Regions from separate parts of the Homo sapiens genome. Here region 2 is linked to region 1. The links are chromatin contacts, found by Hi-C or POLR2A ChIA-PET in ENCODE. All regions are on one chromosome and are shown on one strand. The core of a region is the stretch at or near the end of the contact, and the rest is flanking DNA. Distances in the headings are between cores, read along the strand shown.

Evidence for each region. A loop is a pair of places that touch in the nucleus more often than their neighbours do. ChIA-PET counts read pairs that join two places held with the same protein, here RNA polymerase II (POLR2A). Pooled maps may share reads with other maps.
Region 2: a pooled map shows a loop between it and region 1 (2.2-fold over the local background). The contact joins two enhancer-like sites. A Hi-C loop is called at or near these places in 6 of 50 pooled maps. POLR2A ChIA-PET finds 5 or more read pairs at or near these places in 2 of 52 experiments (H1 and activated naive CD4-positive, alpha-beta T cell).

The regions. Positions count from the first base shown.
Region 1 is chr4:121,592,394-121,597,512 of GRCh38, forward strand. No RefSeq gene overlaps it. Among named protein-coding and RNA genes, the nearest start is that of ANXA5, 100 kb to the right of the region's middle. Within about 2 kb of position 2,583, at least 2 of the 41 ENCODE cell types and tissues checked have a DNase peak (open chromatin) inside an H3K27ac peak, as active enhancers do.
Region 2 is chr4:121,726,262-121,731,380 of GRCh38, forward strand. No RefSeq gene overlaps it. Among named protein-coding and RNA genes, the nearest start is that of ANXA5, 32 kb to the left of the region's middle. RefSeq lists a silencer at 625-804. Within about 2 kb of position 2,715, at least 4 of the 41 ENCODE cell types and tissues checked have a DNase peak (open chromatin) inside an H3K27ac peak, as active enhancers do.

The DNA.
Region 1 (5,119 bases), core at 1,333-3,832:
AATGTGGCACATATATACCATGGAATACTATGCAGCCATGAAAAATGATGAGTTCATGTCCTTTGCAGTAACATGGATGAAGCTGGAAACCATCATTCTCAGCAAACTATCACAAGGACAGAAAACCAAACACCACATGTTCTCACTCATAGGTGGGAACTGAACAATGAGAATACTTGGACACAGGGAGGAGAACATCACACCCCAGGGCCTGTCGTGGGGTGGGAGGCAGAGGGAGGGATAGCATTAGGAGAAATACTTAATGTAAATGATGAGTTAATCGGTGCAGCAAACCAACATGGCACATGTATACATCTGTAACAAACCTGCACATTGTGCACATGTACCCTAGAACTTAAAGTATAATTAAAAAAAAAAAAAAAGAAAAAGCTCTGTAAACCTGAGGCTGATTTTTATTGTGAAAATTTTGTATTTTGATTAAATTATTTACTTTTAGTTGCTTAGGAAAAGCAAAGTGTTAAAATTTAAGAAAAACTTTGAGACAAAATAACCCTGGCTCTTATCTGTAACCTACTTTAGCACCCTGGACAAATCATTTTACCTTGCTAGCTCTATCTTTTTTAACCGTAAATGGGTTAGTTAAATCTCAGGTTTCTATAAAATTGTATGAAGATGAAATTTCAAAACGTTATATGAAAAAGACATTTGAATTCAACTCTGTCAAAGAACTTACACTCAGAATACATAAATCTTAAAAAAGAAATGAAGAAAAACAATCCAATTTTTAAAAACTGGGCCAAAGGCTCAAAAAGGGACTTTTAAAAAATACAGCATCCAAATAACAAATAAGCATATGAAAAGATGTCCAACAACTTTGGTTACAGAAATGAAGCCAAAATGTGATAACACTAAAATTTATCAGGATGCCTTTTCAAAATTACCATATGTTAGTAAAGTTGTGGAACAGCCAAAACTCACACTGCTAATGGAAATGTACAGCAGTGCAGCCACTTTTTAAAACTCTTTGGCAGTATCTGCTAAAGTTGGATGTATATAGGCCTTACAATCCAGCAATTCCACTCTTAGATATATCCCCAACAAAATGAGTGCATATGTGCACCAAACAACATAAAATAATGTTAGAAGCAGTTTTATCTATAAGAAGCAAAAACTAGAAACAATCCAAATGTCTATCAGCAGTAGGATGAATAAATTAATTGTAGTATGTTATGCAATAGAATGTGTACAGTAATGAAAAAGACTGAATTATTGCTATATTCAACAATGTGAACGGGTCTCAGAGATGCTAATGGTACGCAAAAGAAGACTGACACAAAAGAATATGCACTGTACGATTTCATTTATTTGAAGTTCAAAAACAAGCAAAACTAATTTTTGGTGCTAGAAGTCAGAATGGTGGGTTACCTGTGGGAGCACAATACTGACTGGGAGGCTGGAGATGTTCTAAATTTTGATCTGGATTGTAGTTATATGGGTATATTTGTTTATAAAAATGCATCAAGCTTTATTATAATGTCTAGTGTCAATAAAAAGCATATTTACTTGTAAAATTTTATTAAACTTTACATATTGCATGACTCATCAATTTTAAAATTTATCCTCCAAATTTTTATGAGTGAAGAAAGATATACCTGAAGTTTAGTAACTCTTTCAAATATTATTTGTTGGGTTTCATTCAAAAAATAATATTTTTAGCTATTGTTTTAGCAATATATATGGATAGAGATGTCTAAGTAATATTCACAAATTATTCACCAAACATTAATTATTTTTTCCAGAGGGCAATAGTTGACTTTTGACATGGACTTTTCTATATTGTTTGAATTATTAATGATGGCATATGTCATTTTTATAAAAATTATAGGGCCATTTTTCTTCAAGAAAAATGAATAAATAAAGCTATCTGGGTAACATGTCTGACCACTATCCCTGTCAAGGATAATTGAGTGGGTTTGTATAATTCAATAATTGTAATTAAATCCATAGCCATGATCATTCTGAAACGCCTGCATCCTCTTTCTCCCTTTCTGTTCACCAGCTGCAGTGCTGCTAATGGCTGAGGGCATCACTGAGATGTTCTGTAACTCACTGCAGGCGAGATGCCGCTTCAGTATCCCATACCTTTGGCTGCTCTTCGTCTACTATACCTCCTCACACTTCTCCCAGTCACCTTTCCAGCAGCTGTGATTCCAGCTGATTTTGGCCACCCACATTGATCTGGACAGGATGCCTCTCAGGTAGGTTTCAATATAGATGTCCCTTTTCCACCTCTAGCCAACCTGAACCCAGGAAGACTGTGGGCAGCCTGAGTACATGACGTTTTTCTCACAACCGAGGGTTGTTGACTCCCAAGTGGTAGATATTTGTCAAGGCTGATGCTATTACTTTTGGTTACATGGTATTCGATCAGGCTTCCTATTGGAGGGAAGGAATCTTTATTTGAAGATCTTGATGGATGATAGGTTGTCCCCTTTCACCAGGAAAGCCAGAAAGGTCCCTGGCAGCTATTGGAATAGCATGTGGCCTCAACTCTCCCAGTAGGAACTTCCACACAATACTTGGAATCCTGAGGGGATGATGTTAACATACAGGAGTATCCTGTTATTCATTCATAAGAGGATTGCGAAATTGAGTGTCCATGGAAATGGTGGCAAGTATCCAGTAGCAACAGCAGTGACATTCTACCAGACTTTCCTGAGACATGAATCTGGTCATATTCTCAGCTACACAGACTTCCTTAGCTCTTGACTATTTCCTAAACTTGATTCATAAGCTATTCAACATTTTTCCAACAAATATCTTTTCTCCCAAGCTATCCAGATGTGGTTTCTGTTGCATGCAACTAGGAACCCTGATCCCCTCCTACTACCTTTTTATTTATTTCTGTCCAGTTGGAACCTGGAGAAAACTAACACTACCTCTCTATAAACCTACTTTACTGAAGGAAGAAAATTCCATTCATTCCCATCTCTCCACATCACCTTCCGCTTCTCTGGGATTTCCATCACTCCGAGAGCATTCCACATAAACTGGACCTGTTTAGTTGATCCTTTCCCCTTGGAAGCCTTTACTCTCTTTACAAAAAAAAAAAAAAAAAATCTGTTTAAAGAGAAAAAGTCAGCCTACTTTTTTCCAAACTCCTTTGGGACTTTGTAAAAGGTGAAATGGGTAAGCATGTTGGTATCTGGAAAGAATTTTTAAAGATCCTTCTCTACATTCCACTGTTTTATCAATAGTCAAGTATTCTATTTCATGACTATTGTGTATTAGGTATATCTATACTTGATTTTACAAATTCATAATTGTGAAGGTAAAATCAATCAATATCACAACATCCAAAAGCCATCAACACTTTCGCATTAGTTTCTCACTCCTGAGCTGCTTTCAAGAAATGATTTAGATAAAGAGGACCAAATGAAACAGGCTGGAAATTCAGAAAGAATTATATTCCCATCTCTGTGACTGTGCTTCCTTCATCAAAGGATATAGTAGAATGGATATTTGTTATACGTTGAGGCTGCATAGCAACTGTGCACATCTTTACAGTGTATGGGAACTTGTTGCCATAAAAAGCCTCACCTCCCCAAGGTAAAAGCCAGCAGGACCTTTCCCTGGTCCCTAGCAGACAGGACTCAGACAGGGAATGAGCATCTTGCCCATCACCTGGTCAAGGCAAAAGTAACAGGAAGATGAAGAAGCTGTGTAAAATTCACTCCTGCAAGGGAATATGATGTGACAGACATTCATTTGTTTTGAGGAGGCCCAATGGCAATACCCAAAGCCAGCCCTGGGTAATAGTGAACTGCCATATCTGAGTCCCAGCAGCAGAGCATGGTTTGAGCCATCTTCTGGTGGTCCAAACCTGCCAGAGATTTCTGCAAACCACACGACTCATGCTAATACATTTATATTCTGCTATAACTAGTAAAAGAAGGTCCTTTTGACAATGGATAACCCTGATTGATAGTGGAGAAAATGCTTACCCAAGGAATTTATTTTATTTTCTTTCCTATAACACAAAGAAACCTACCTCGATATGAAATAAATACCCTTTCAAATCCTGGTGTATAAAGTATACTCATTATTAATAGTCCTGCCTACATAAAATACCTCAAAACCACAAATAAATATTATTTATTATGGTGATAAATAACCATCTCTCAGATTGCAGGGAGCTTTAAAAACACTGAATCTCACAGGATGCTGTTCACATTCATCTGCAAGGAAGAGAACTAGTACCATTGTTTAGTCTGAATTGAACCATACAAACAATATTATGTGTTTGTGTGATATATTGTGCCAGCACAGTTTAATAAATCTTATTCAATAACTTTTGCACCACATCAACCTTATAGAGAATAACATTTTTTTTTTTTTTTTTGAGATGGAGTCTCCTCAGCCGCCCAGGTTGGAGTGCAGTGGCGTGATCTCAGCTCACTGCAACCACTGTCTCCCGGGTTCAATAGATTCTCCCAACTCAGCCTCCCGAGTAGCTGGGATTACAGGCACCTGCCATCATGCCTGGCTAATTAGAGAATAACTTTTTACAGGACTTAGCATCATATTTTTATTTGTATAAAATAAACATAAAACTAGAGCTTATTTCCTGTTAACCATTTTGTGAGTCTTTTTGTACACTTCCAAAACACCAATAGCCACTTTATTATTTTTCTTTTGCTTTTGTTAGCATCTTTGGGCCACACAAATATTTAGAAGATTTATGTGGTATCAAACTCATAATTTTGTGTAAACAAAGCTCACCCATTTCTATATAGTTCATATTTCTAAGCCAAGGCAAAGACAAAATAGGGATCATTTTTCTTTGACAATTTTATTTAGCATAAAAGACTATATACAGGCATTACACCTGTAAAAAACAATTCCATGTAAATAATAAACATAAACCCCATAATTTGGTTTATATCTTTATCCACCTATCAAATTCCATGACCATTCCCTTAATTTACATTTTTACCAGTTTGGTCAGGATTCATAGTTGGAGACAGTAGAATCTTCTTTACCTGATTGATGCAAGAGGAATTACTAAGTGATATGACTAGTTCACAGAATTGTTAAGAGAGCTGAGAAAACAGACTATGATGACTTCATTAACCACAACACAGAATTAGGCCTCTCA
Region 2 (5,119 bases), core at 1,465-3,964, 130 kb after region 1:
TGGGCAACAGAATGAGACTCCATCTCATAAAAAAAAAAAAAAAAAAAAAAAGCAGTCAACATAGAAAGTGGCTTCAAGAAGGAAGGACATATCTAAAACTTTTTTTTTCTTACTTCCCCCTGCTCAGAACAAACTTTGAGATCACCATCTCGCAATCTAACACTGACGAAAACACAGTCTTGTAGAACGTGAACGTCAAAACCACAGCACTTTTTTGTTTTTATAGGACAAGTTGAGTATCTGTTTCGTAGTTTATCAGTTTTATTGATCATGAGAACACATATAGCAACTGCCTGGCTTCTAAGTCACATAGTATTTTATTATCTTTCTTTTCTCAGACAAAGAAGATAACTCAAGTAGTAAAATATTGGGCTGAATGACTACCTAAATGATCTCTAAGTAGGTTTCACACTAGACTGATCAGCAGTTACCTGCATCTGACCAGCCACAGCAGCTGCTGGGTACTCATTTCTGTAGCAGGGCCATTTACCTGTTCACTGTTTAGTTCATTCAAGGGGCCCCTTTATCTGTCAGGAGGAAATTAGCCATAGAATCAAGTCCTGCCACATTAGTGCTTCCACTGTACCTAATACTGACCTCTGCTGTTGTTTTAACCACATTACATGGAAGCCATTTATTTACCTATCTGTCTTGACTACTAAGTTGTGAACTCTCTGAGAATTGAAAGTGTGTCTTATTCATCCACTCGGTTTCAATGATTGGTATAAATAACTGCTCAATATGCATTTACTGGATGAATGAACAAACCAACACGCAGCCATCAGACAGTGAGGCCTAGTGGTTAAGAAGATGTGCTCTGGTGGCAAACATCTGTTTTAAAATCCTGGTTCCCCAGTTTCCAACTGTGTGAGTGACACTGAACAATTTCTTAATCCATTTGCACCTCAGCCTGTTAAGGGGGGTTAATATTAGAACTTTTTTCACAGTACTGTTGAGTTAGTATATACGAAGCATGTAGAAAAATGCAAGCACACTAATGTTTAGTATATGTTCACTGTGGTTGCTATTGTTATGAATATGATCATTATTACTAGGCAAAAATAATACCCCTATTAAGAACACTAGAAGAATTTAATACGTGAGTTCACGGCTCTTTGCACCAGAGCCTCTGATAGTGAAAAGGCAAGCCAGATACTACCACACAGTGGAGAAAGATGTTTAAAATGTGCTTTGTCCTGGCTATGTAGTGGCTTATGCCCGTAATCCTAACACTTTGGGAGGCTGAGGCAGGCGGATCACTTGAGGCCGGGCATTCAAGACCAGCCTGGCCAACATGGCGAAACCCCATCTCTACTAAAAATACAAAAAGGTAGCCGGGTGTGGTCGTGGGCGCTTGTAATCCCAGCTACTCTGGAGGCTGAACCACAAGAATCACTTGAACCAACTGAGATCGCACCACTGCACTCCAGCATGGGCGACAAAGTGAGACTCTGTCTCAAAAAGACAAACAAACAAACGAAAGTGCTTTGTCCTCCATGAATAAAATTCAGCTAATACTGGGCAAGTATTCACTATGGGCCCCACGTCTGTTAGATCTTTTATTCATATGACCTTATTTCCGTTTCAAAGCAAGTATGGGAGAAAGAACTTTTGTTATTTTTCCCTTTTTGAGTTTTACTCTGCTGCCCAGGCTAGAGTACAATGGTGCGATCTTGGCTCACTGAAGCCTCTACCCACCGGGTACAAGTGATTCTCCTGCTTCAGCCTCCTGAGTAGCTGGAACTACAAGTGTGGGAATGTCCCAGCTAATTTTTGTATTTTTAGTAGAGAAGGGGTTTCGCCATGTTGGCCAGGCTGGTCTTGAACTCCTGACCTCAGATGATTCAACTGCCTCTGCCTCCCAAAGTGCTGAGATTACAGGCATGAGCCACCGCGCCTGACCATTTTTCTCATTTTTTAAAAGATGAGGAAAATGAGGCTCAGAAATGTTAAACAATTTCCTGAACATGATACACAGGTAGGTGAATCATCTGGCCCCAGAGCCCATCATCTTTCTGTTCCAAGTTGCCTCCAATGCAACAAACAGAGAGCAGAAGCATCACGGGAATGTTGTTAAATGTTCCCTGTGGCATTGCCCAATGAATGAGGATGAAGCCAGGCGTCCTCAGCCTTTGGTCCCAAGTACAGTAATCCCCAAAGAATGCTGGTTCTGAGGTCTCCCTCCAGCCCTGAATAAAGTCCCCTGGATGCATTTCTGGGAATTGAAGGATATAATTTCTTTAAAAAATATTTTAAGGCAAGTAGTTATTAAATATTATAGTCATAATTAAATAATTCATAATACCTCAAATTTCCCCTCGGGAGACCTCTGTCAAAACCATGCTATGCCCAGCTACAAAATTCTAATGATAAATTTCATATATTCTAACCCAGCTCATTTCCCAAAGAGGCACTAATATCTCTGGGGGGTTTTAAATCATGGCACTGCTGTCAAGTTGTAAGTATTATCATCTTCATTTTGTGGGTGAGGAAACTGAATTTTTAAGGATTTAAAAGACTTGGCTAAGGTCATACAGCTAATGAGGAGCAGAGAAGGGTTGGAATCCAGATTTTCAGCTTCTACACTGCCACTCTGGCAGTCAAACCCTGAGCCATTTACTGTGGAAAAGCTTTGTGACAAGCACTGCACTAAGGGCCAGAAATGGAAAAGTGAGTAAGACATAGTTCCCAATCTTGTGGGGAGATACACTCATAACTAACACAATAAAATGTAAACATGGTGATAGACCATATCTATAAAATGCCACTGGGGCACATGAAATTCTTTAAAAAGCATGTAACAATTGAACTGGGTGTTGGAGAGTGAGTAAGAGTTTGCCCAGGAGGGGAAGTGCAGTCTAAGCAGAAGGCGATTCTTGTGCATGGAGTATGCAGGAAACATGCGGGAGTGGCCCCTTGATTCTTGCTGCATTTTGAAAGGCGAGACCTTTTAAATAGTCTGATTTATGATACAACAGTAATAAACCAGACAAGAGTACCTTTTTTTTTTTTTAAACTTTGAGTTCCAGGATACATGTACAGAACGTACAGGTTTGTTACATAGGTATACATGTGCTGTGGTGGTTACTTGTACCTATCAACTCATCATCTAGGTTTTAAGTCACACATGCATTAGGCATTTGCCCTAATGCTCTCCCTCCCCTTGGCCCCCACTCCCTGACAGGCCCTGGCATGGGTTGTTCCTCTCCCTATGTCCATGTATTCTCTTTTTTTTTTTTTTTTTTTTTTGAGACAGAGTCTCGCTCTGTCGCCCAGGCTGGAGTGCAGTGGTGCGATCTCGGCTCACTGCAAGCTCCACCTCCCGGATTCACACCATTCTCCTGCTTCAGCCTCCCGAGTAGCTGGAACTACAGGTGCCCACCACCACACCCGGCTAATTTTTTGCATTTTTTTTTTTTTTTATTTTTAGTAGAGACAGGGTTTCGCTCTGTTAGCCAGGATGGTCTCGATCTGACCTTGTGATCTGCCCGACTTGGCCTCCCAAAGTGCTGAGATTACAGGTGTGAGCCACCACGCCCAACCTGTGTCCATGTATTCTCATTGTTCAGCTCCCACTTACCAGTGAGAACATGCAGTGTTTGGTTTTCAGTTCCTGTGTTAGTTTGCTGAGGATGATGGCTTCCAGCTCCATCCATGTTCCTGCAAAGGACATGATCTCATTCCTTTTTAATGGCTGCATAGTATTCCATGGTGCATATGTGCCACATTTTCATTATCCAGTCTATCATTGATGGGCATTTGGGTTGGTTCCATGTCTTTGCTATTGTAAATAGTGCTGCAATAAACATACATGTGCATGTATCTTTATAGTAGAATGATTTATATTCCTTTGGGTATATACCGAGTAATGGGATTGCTGAGTCAAATGGTATTTCTGGTTCTAGATCCTTGAGGAATCACCACACTGTCTTCCACAATGGTTGAACTAATTTACATTCCCACCAACAGTGTAAAAATGTTCCTATTTCTCCACAGCCTCACCAGCATCTATTGTTTCTTGACTTTTTAATAATCCCCATTTTGACTGGCATGAGATGGTATCTTAGTGTGGTTTTGATTTGCATTTCTCTAATTATCAGTAATGTAGACCTTTTTTTCATATGTTTGTTGGCCGCATAAATGTCTTCTTTTGAGAAGTGTCTGTTCATATACTTTGCCCACTTTTTGATGGGTTTGTTTGTTTTTTTCTTGTGAATTTGTTTAAGTTCCTTGCAGATTCTGGATATTAGACCTTTGTCAGACAGGTAGATTGCAAAAATTTTCTCCCATTCTGTAGGTTGCCTGTTCACTCTGATAATGGTTTCTTTTGCAGTGCAGAAGCTCTTTAGTTTAATTATACCCCATTTGTCAATTTTAGCTTTTGTTGCAATTGCTTTTGGTGTTTTTGTCATGAAGTTGTTGCCCATGCCTATGTCCTGAATGATATTGCCTAGGTTTTCTTCTAGGGTTTTTATCGTTTTGGGTTTTACACATAAATCTTTAATTCATCTTGAGTTAATTTTTTTATAAGGTGTAAGGAAGGGGTCCAGTTCCAGTTTTCTGCATATGGCTAGCCAGTTTTCTCAGAACCATTTATTAGATAGGGAATCCTTTCCCCATTCCTTGTTTTTGTCAGGTTTGTTGAAGATCAGATGGTTGTAGATGTGTGGTGTTATTTCTGAGGTCTCTGTTCTGTTCCATTGGTCTATATGGCAAGAGGACCCTTTAAACTTTATAAGTTTACATATACAATGTGTGTGTATGTCAACATACATTTGCATGAAGTGTGTAGGAAACATGGGGGGAGTGGCCCCTTTATTCTTGTTATATGTGGATATATGTATACCCACAGTATATATCTGTATATATTAGTATATACACAGTATATATATATGAATATATGTATATATACACACGTAGTATATATATGGCATTTCATTGAGATGTCTTAAGACTGACAAATTTTAGGACTATTATCTTGGCTTTTCTCTTTAATCTATCTCAGTGTTTCTTGATTAGGGCCAATTTTTAAATGTCTCTGAACATTTTTGGTTGTCACAACTGGGGACGGGATGGGGAAAGGTGTTACCGGCATCCTACAATGCACAGGACAGCTCCG